Regions from separate parts of the Mus musculus genome. Here regions 2 and 3 are each linked to region 1. A link is a contact called in ENCODE POLR2A ChIA-PET data. All regions are on one chromosome and are shown on one strand. Each heading gives the region's core, a stretch centred on a gene start or an enhancer-like site at or near the end of the contact. The rest is flanking DNA. Distances are from core to core; before and after follow the strand shown.

What was found. ChIA-PET counts read pairs that join two places held with the same protein, here RNA polymerase II (POLR2A).
Region 2: POLR2A ChIA-PET joins it to region 1 with 22 read pairs in embryonic stem cell. The contact joins the promoter of Krt19 here to the promoter of Eif1 in region 1. POLR2A ChIA-PET finds 5 or more read pairs at or near these places in 3 of 5 experiments (Patski and embryonic stem cell).
Region 3: POLR2A ChIA-PET joins it to region 1 with 23 read pairs in embryonic stem cell. The contact joins the promoter of Klhl11 here to the promoter of Eif1 in region 1. POLR2A ChIA-PET finds 5 or more read pairs at or near these places in 4 of 5 experiments (Patski and embryonic stem cell).

What each region holds. Positions count from the first base shown.
Region 1 is chr11:100,318,591-100,321,513 of GRCm38, forward strand. It overlaps Eif1 (eukaryotic translation initiation factor 1), which reads left to right and starts at 1,359. Exons shown (of 4, transcript NM_011508.2): 1 at 1,359-1,570; 2 at 2,076-2,239; 3 at 2,358-2,459; 4 at 2,727-2,923. The coding sequence starts at 1,540. The coding sequence ends at 2,771.
Region 2 is chr11:100,144,530-100,147,452 of GRCm38, forward strand. It overlaps Krt19 (keratin 19), which reads right to left and starts at 1,397. Exons shown (of 6, transcript NM_008471.3): 1 at 902-1,397. The coding sequence starts at 1,330.
Region 3 is chr11:100,471,233-100,474,155 of GRCm38, forward strand. It overlaps Klhl11 (kelch-like 11), which reads right to left and starts at 1,550. Exons shown (of 2, transcript NM_172565.2): 1 at 949-1,550. The coding sequence starts at 1,496.

The DNA.
Region 1 (2,923 bases), core at 109-2,608:
AGCAGTTTCTTGTTTTGAAAGTCTCATTGTATAGATCTGCTGGGTCTCAAACTCGCAGGCATCTATCTGCCAGCCTCTGCCTCACAAGTGCTAAGATCAAAGGCGTGCCCCACCACACCCGGCCTATTTTTCTGGTTCTTCAGAGACAGTAGCCAGTCTAGTACTGAATTCACTTGACCTTGAACTTTTTCCTCTGGCTTCCTTCTCCTGAGAGCTGGGATGTACCACCATACCTAGAAGTTGGCAGTATTTTTAAGTTAAGAGATTTTATATAAAGCACCCACTCTTTGGGGAGCATTTGAATAAAGTCTGACACAGTAGTTATCAGCCTCTGGTTCTCCTATTGGCCCCCACAAACCCAGTTACATCACACTTGGCTGTCTCTTTTTTTTTTTTTTTTTTTTTTTCGGTTTTTCGAGACAGGGTTTCTCTGTATACCTTGGCTGTCCTGGAACTCACTCTGTAGACCAGGCTAGCCTCGAACTCGGAAATCCGCCTGTCTCTGCTTCCCAAGTGCTGGGATTAAAGGTGTGCGCGGTGGCACTTGCCTTTAATCCCACCACTCATGGGGCAAAAGCAGACCCCATGTGGCCAGCCTGGTCTATAGAGTTCCAGCACAGCCAAAACCCTGTCTTGAAAAAACAAAAAGAAAGGTTAACTGCTTTGAAAAAAATATTCACCTAGACTCTACAAAGGCTTTACCTCACACACAGGCTTGTAGGACAAAAGGCATCCTGTGAGGCTTGGACATTTTTTTCCTGGGGTCCCCACTCCTACCTAAGGGACTACTTCCTTCCTTAGAAGAATTAATCTAAATAATAATTTTTGGTTACCAATTTTAAAACATGCTAATCCAAATGATACCCTATATAAGGTCCAAATTTTGATCACGTTATTTTATGCTGATTAAATGGCTATATCTGTGAATACGTGCAGAGAAGGGTAGGTTGATGGGTGGCTGGATCAGTCGAATTTTGGAGGACCCGCACGTAATTACCCTTTAAAGCAAATCGATCCTCACCCTAAGACCCATCTCAGAGCTAGTGCCAGGACCCCAACAGGGTCAAGATGGTAGAACGTGCGGTAGGCGCAGGCGCGCTCGAAACCTCCGCCAGTTTTCGCGGCCGCTCAGACAACTACCATGCCCACTGCGCAAGCGCGCAGGCGGACCAAGCTTTCCCTCCCCCCTCTCGCCCCTCCCTGAGTCAACAGAACATCCTTTCCAGGCCAAACCCAGTGCGCACGCGTCAAGCCTTGACTCCGCCCCCCGACCAATAGGAAGCCGCAGCGCTCGGGCGTCCGGGAGCTTGACTCCATGGGTGGGGCCGAGACGTGAGGGCAGCGCGCTGGCGTCACAGGGGCGGCTATATAAGTGAATACAGGCGCCGCCCCTCCGCCCCAGTCACTGAGCCGCCGCCGAGGACTCAGCTGCCTCCCCCTCGAGCCCCCTCGCTTCCCGACGCTCCGTCCCCCCCGCCCGCCTTCTCCCGCAGCCGCCTTCCGCAGGCCGTTTCCACCGAGGAAAAGGAATCGTATCGTATGTCCGCTATCCAGAACCTCCACTCTTTCGGTGAGCCTGGGGAAGGTCGCGCGGGCCTGGGGGGGGGGTGGCGGGGTCGGAGCTCGGAGAGCCGCCGAGCGCGGCGAGCCCATCTTAGCTCGGGCTGGAGGGGTGGTGATGCCCGTGGAACCGAGATCTGCGCCCAGGGTCGACCTCTGAGGGTGCCCGGAAGAAACGGGTGGGAGGTGAGCCCTTGGGCGGGCCCGGCGTCTCGGGTGGCGCATTTACTAATGGCTCCTGCCTCTCGGCGAGCCACACCCGCCCCCTCCCGCCACCCCTGCGTCATGTCCTCTACGTCACCGTCGTTGTCTCGGAGCTGGGAGGGAAGGCCCCGCCTCGGGAGCCTGGCTTCCGGTAGGTTGCATCAGCCGGGTGGGGCGCTGCCTGCCCACTAGGTCTCTCCAGCACGTGATCAGCCTTGGCGGGAGGGCTGGCCTAGAGCAGAAAGCTAGCTCTAGTACTGGCCAGTTCCCGGAGGGACAACAAAGGACACCTCCGGATTATTTCTTCACAGACCCCTTTGCTGATGCAAGTAAGGGTGATGACCTGCTTCCTGCTGGCACTGAGGATTATATCCATATAAGAATTCAACAGAGAAACGGCAGGAAGACCCTTACCACTGTCCAAGGGATCGCTGATGATTACGATAAAAAGAAACTAGTGAAGGCGTTTAAGAAGGTGGGTCTGCTGTGGAGAGAGCACGTTGTATGGTCTACCAAGGGAGAGGGTGCAAACGTCAAGGGAGTCCGTGTTGATGGCATGGCCTCTTAGATGCTGCATCCTTTTGTCCTTGCAGAAATTTGCCTGCAATGGTACTGTAATTGAGCATCCAGAATATGGAGAAGTAATTCAGCTACAGGGTGACCAGCGCAAGAACATATGCCAGTTCCTGATAGAGGTGAGTTTAGGCCGCCCTCAATGCATTATGGGTTTCCTGAATTTCTAATCCTTACAGTTGAGCTTTTAAATACATGTAGACATTCCCACTTTCAAACAGTACTTGGGGGTGGCATAGGGAAGTTTTAGTAACAGTGGTCAATTGAACCATTGTGTCTACTGGGATAGACTGAAGTACTCTTCTTTATTGGGACTCCTTGCAAGGTGTATATGGGAGAATCTGTTGACGTCATGTAACCTGTCCCTCTCCCTTGTCCTCTTTTTGCAGATTGGGCTGGCTAAGGACGATCAGCTGAAGGTTCATGGGTTTTAAGTGCTTGTGGCTCTCTGAAGCTTAAGTGAGGATTTCCTTGCAATGAGTAGAATTTCCCTTCTGTCCCTTGTCACAAGTTTAAAAACCTCACAGCTTGTATAATGTAATCATTTGGGGTCCGCTTTTAACTTGGACTAGTGTAACTCCTTCAT
Region 2 (2,923 bases), core at 147-2,646, 170 kb before region 1:
CTTGCAGGTTGTCTTCCCTGGACCGGGGGACTCCAGGAGAGAGGTCCACAGAAGCAGAGGGTCAAGACTTCCACCTCCCTCTTACTTACTAAAATAATTGTTTTTATTTTTCTTTTGTTTCGTGTTAGAGTTGTTGTCTGTCTGTCTGTCTGTCTGTCTGTCTGTCTGTCTGTTCGGGCTGTTTGACGGCCGGGTGGGAGCCTAGAGACTCATGTAGCCCTGACTAGATTCAAGTTAACTGTAGCTGGGCATAGCTATGAACTCATCCACCTGCTCCTGGGATTACAGGCCTGAGCTACCACACCTCACTGGAAGTTTTTTTTTTTAAGATCTGGTTTTACTGTGCAGCCCCCAGGTTTTACATTCTTCTCGTAGCTCCGTGTGAGCCTAGGTGGTCCCCTGGGCTGGAGAGGAGGAGAGTGAGAGGACAGCTGCTGTAAAGAAAACCAGACAGGAACAACCCACACAACTGGAGAAAGCAATGCTCAAGAGTCCCAGAAGAGGGCCACAGGCTCAGGTGACCTCTGAGCCTACAGACTAATATCCGGCAGCTCCCCAGCCCTCCCCAACACCCCACCCCCAGCTGAGGCTGCGGCTCGGTATCTTCATCTCTGGGCAGCCCAAAGCTGTGTTAAATGCTCTCTTTGGATAGATATCCCTGACTATCCAAGCAGGTCCCCACCGCTTCCGAAAGCCCCACCCACTTAACCTGTCTCAGTTCCCTTCCACCCCGCCTCCACTCGAATCCCAGGGTCCAGCCCAGACTTTGTGCCCCACCCTGCGGGTTCCTGCCCGGCCCGTAGTAACGGGCTTGTCCACCCGCGGGCTGAGTTTCCACAACCTCCCCGCCCTGCCGCACCACCCCAACAGGTGCACCTCCCAGGGCCTGGCCGCTACCCACCTTGTCGCGCAAGTCCTCGATGGTCTTAAAGTAGTGGTTGTAATCTCGGGAGGGTCCGGGTCCCTGCTTCTGGTACCAGTCGCGGATCTTCACCTCCAGCTCGCCATTGGCCTGCTCTAGGGCGCGCACCTTGTCCAAGTAGGAGGCGAGACGATCATTGAGGTTTTGCATGGTGATCTTCTCATTGCCAGACAGCAGCCCATCAGACACAGCCAGGGTCCCACTAAAACTTCCACCGCGGACTCCGCCATAGCTCCCGGAGGACGAGGTCACGAAGCGGGTGGAGGACACGGACACGCCGCGGCCACCTGAGCCCCCGTGGATGCTGGGTGCGCGGAAAACACCCCCTGACCCAATGCGTACTGAACCCCCGCCCGTACCCCCAAAGGAAGACATAGCTGAGGTCTGGCGATAGCTATAGGAAGTCATGATGAGGAGGGAGACCAGAGCGAAGGAAAAAGGGACGCAGGTCTGAGAACTGCTGGCCGCAGGAGGAGTGACAAGGCCCTCACCTGTGGCTTTTTATGCCCGGGGCGGGAAGGGGGATGGAGATGTTGAAGGGGCGGGTATCAGAAATTTCCAAGCTCCCAGAGTGCAAATATGGGCTCTTTCCCCATTGGTCAATTCCTGGCGATTCTGCTCCTACCTCTCCCCTCCCAGGAGCCAGAGGTCTCAGTCCTTCCCAGAGCTGCCCCGCCCCAGCCCACTCCAAAGCTACTGCCAACATGTCACGTCCCTTTTCTGGCCCTTCAGCCCCTTACTACACAGGCTTAGACAACTCTAACTTCCGGAGTGACGATATCACTCTGGCCCTTTAAAACCTCCAGGAATTTGACACCCTTAGAAATCACACCCCTCTGAGCCCCAACTCAGTGACTTACTCTGAGAGTGCCCCCTCTGGAATAATGTTAATAAATCCCTCCCTCCTTGTGATAATAATTCGTGCAGTTAAGCTCCAGGCTTCCTGACTTTCTGAGACAAGGTTGCCCCACCCTGCTGCCACAATGTCCTAGGTGGCAATAGGTACAGCTGCAGGGAACACTAGGCCACCAAAGTGGCTTCTTTACACTCCTGCTAAATGCTCAATCTGAAGCATGGCTGACCCAGCTCAGAAACTCGACCCTCACCCCCACCAAGACACCTCCACCCTTCCCTGCCCAAGTCTCAAGACGCACTTAACAAGACCTCTAATTGAGTTTCTTTAATAAGCCGGAGATGAGGACTCTCAGCCTGGCTGAGGCAGATCACCTGCCCATAAGGCATTTGGCACCTTCCACCCAGAGACAGAAATGGCACAGAAGCTGTCCCCCTTGAGCAGTCCTGAGGAGGTATTAAAAGGCTGCAGGCTGAATCCAGGGGACCTCAGAACCCTCCTAGAGCAGAGGTGAAGGAGAGAGTGAGCTAAAGTCAGCAGCACAGAGTGGGACATCTTCATAATGGAAGGAGCCCTTCTCCACTCCCAGCCTGCAGTGCAACAATTCCAGATCTTTCTGGATCTTTCCCTTGGGCCGGACCCCCTGATACCCACTATAGGGGTACTTCGATAGCTTCACCCCGAAATTCCTGACCACCCCATCTCAACAGTCCTTAGTGGTGGCCCGCAGTACCTTCTTTTTTGTCAGAGCTGTCTCTGTCTGAGGACAGAAACCCTGTGTGTCCTGAGAGGGGGATTGGGAACAGGGAGATGGGCCAACCACTTCCTAGCTCAAAGGCCTCAGTTTCCCCCTGTGAAATGAAGAGTGTTCAAAGTCAGTCCTCTTGTCTTCACATTATCAGCAGGGTTTTCTATGACTATATAAAGAATTTGATCTTCTAAAACCCAGCACTGTCTTCTAGCCACCATCCTCTCTAGGAAGAAGGTAGCAACAGTACTTTTACATACATACACACACGCACACACATATACACATGCACACACACTTATACACAAATTGCACACACGTACACATACACACACATATACACATGCACACACTTATGCACACACCTACACATGTACACACTTACACATATACACACACA
Region 3 (2,923 bases), core at 300-2,799, 150 kb after region 1:
CTCAGCCTGGTCTATAGATTGAGTTCCAGGACAACCAGCATTACATAGTGCGAACCTGTCTCAAAACAAAGAAATAAAAAAACAAAACCTCCTCTCCATTAGGGCCTATGACGCACAGTCCCACACCTCAGTCTGCCTCACAGCTGTAATAATTATTCAACATGCTATATATTCGCTGTTAAACATCAGAGAGTTTGATAAGGAAAAGGATTTTCATGTGTTTTGATCACTGCTGGATATACCCCCTCCCCCAGCACTGTAACGAGGTCAGTGTCTAGCGCTCCAGAGGTATGTGTTAAAGGATTTGTAACAGTACCAGCATCTCCACCTGCCTCCGAACCAACCTCTGTGGCGTCCTTTCTGGCTCCCCACAATCCATTTTCCACAATCCACTTTTCACTTTTGAAATATTTAAATATTTCGTATTTAAATATTAAAATCAGATAATCTCTCTACCCAGTTTCCCATCCATCACACTCAATAAAATCCAAACATTCCTCACACACACCCTCTGGTCTTTAAACCCAGCATATCCGGAATCGCTGGATTTTCTTTTTAACGTCCTTTCTTCTCTAAGCCAGCCTGGACCCTGACTGAGGCCTTTGGGAAGCCTGTAATGTGCACCCATTCCCTTTTGTACGGCCAATTTCTCTTGCCACTGCGAAGCTGGTTTAAATGACATTTCCTCCGATCCGTAGCTAGCCCTTCACCGTTTTTTAAATGTCATCATCACAGGAGTCGAACACGACCCACCGTTTTTCATCGCCTTTGTCCCTACCACCTGAAATCTGCGCTCAGGGGTGCAATGCGCACAAGCTAGACTCTCAGGGGGCATCCTCAGTGCCAGGCGCGGTGGCTGTCCCGTCGCGGGCATAATGAGGGAGCTGGCACCACAGACACTGCCCCCCACCCCCCAACCCAGCCCTCGCTCGCCCACGGTCGTCTCACCTGTCGGCCAGCTCCAGCACCTCGTGCACGCTGCCGGTGCTCACTCGGATGCGGCCGGTGTACATGTACTCGATAACGGCTTCCACCGTGTCAGGTTCGGGTCCGGGCTCTGAGCTCCACTTGCGCATCTCCACCCGGCCCGAGCGCGATTCCGAAAACTGACCCGAGAGTAAGGGCGTGAAGTACTCGGTGGCAGCGGCCAGCACCGAGCGGTGGGCACGGAACTCGCGACCTCCGGCCCCGCCGAAGCACAGGGTGATGTCGCAGAACAGGCCTTGACGCCGCTGCTCGTTCTGCCGCCAGGACAACTCGGAGCAGTGAGTGCTGCACTCGAAGTCCTCGGCCTCTGGGCCCGGATCGCTCCCGCCCGTGTCGACGAGGGTAGAGATGCCGGCCCCGGTCACGAAGTCTACCGTGCCACTGCCTCGGACCTCAGCGGCCAGGCTCGCGGAACCGGCGACGGCAGTCTCCATGCTCTCCATCTCCAGCACTTGAAAAGATGCAGCCGCGGCCGCAGCGGCAGCTGCCGCCGCCACAGCCGCCGCCATCTTGACGCCGCCGTACCGGCCCCCTCAGCTTCCGAACGGTGCGGCAAGTCTGATGCGACACAGAGGCATTCTGGGATTAAATAGTGCGCGCGGGGCGGAGCCGCGCCTGCGCACTTCTGCCGTGCTTACGCCCTCTAGCGAGGCAAGCGCAGTTCTCGGAGCCAGAAAAAAACTCAGGTCTACCTTTTCTCGCCCCTCCATTATGGTGGCCCCCTGTGCTTGTTTTGTTGAATTTTCTTCTACTTTATGTTGCTTTGGAGTGTATCCTCGCCATCACACGCACACACATTTTTTGTTTGTTTGTTTGTTTTTTAACTTTGTAGACCATGATAGCCTGGAACTCACAGAGATCCACCTTACCCCTGCCTCTGCTGGCCTGTGCCAATCCCAGCACTTGGGAGGCAGAGGCAGGCTGATCTCCCTGAGTTCGAGGACCTAGTCTCAGAAAGGACAGCCAGGAATACACAGAGAAACCCCGTCTTAAAACACAAAACGATTGACTTTGGAGAGAAAGTAATTTTTAAATTTTATTCTTATCAAAGTGTCTGTGCACAGGTCCTACAGAGGACAGGTAGGTGTTAGATTCCCAGTAGCTGGAGTTAAAGGCGGTTAAAACCCCCCTGATAAGGGTGTTGGGAGCCAACAATCAAACTGATTCTCTGAGAGAGTACTCCTAACTGCTAAACTATCTTTCCAATCCAGGAGGGGGGCAGTATAAAGAAAAATAACTTCGTTAAAGTTATTTATTTTTGCAGGTGTCTCTCATGTAGCCCAAGGTGGCCACACACTTGCTGTGTAGTTAAGGATGACTTTGAACTCCTGATTCTTCTCCTGGATTTTGGGATTACTAAAATGTTCCTGAGCACACCCAATTTTGTTTTGTTTTGTTTGTTTGTTTTTTGTTTTGTTTTTTGAGACAGGGTTTCTCTGTGTAGCTATGGCTGTCCTGGAACTCACTTTGTAGACCAGGCTGGCCTCGAACTCAGAAATCCACCTGCCTCTGCCTCCCAAGTGCTGGGATTAAAGGCATGCGCCACCATTGCCCGGCGAGCACACCCAATTTAACATGAGCTATGTAAGAAACCAGGGCAAGCCTGGCGTGGTGGCGCACTTCTTTAATCCCAGCACTCGGGAGGCAGAGGCAGGCAGATTTCTGAGTTCGAGGCCAGCCTGGTCTACAGAGTGAGTTCCAGGACAGCCAGGGCTACACAGAGAAACCCTGTCTCGAAAAACAAAAACAAAAAAAAAGAAACCAGGGCAGTTTAGTCACCCCAGCACCAATAAGTAAATAGCCCTAAAAATTACATTTATTTATTTTTATGGTAGGGTATTCGTGTGGAGTACAAAGCACAATTTAATGAACATCACTACGTTAGAGGATAGAACTCGAACTTGAGTCATTAATTAGACTTGGTTGGTGTTAGGTG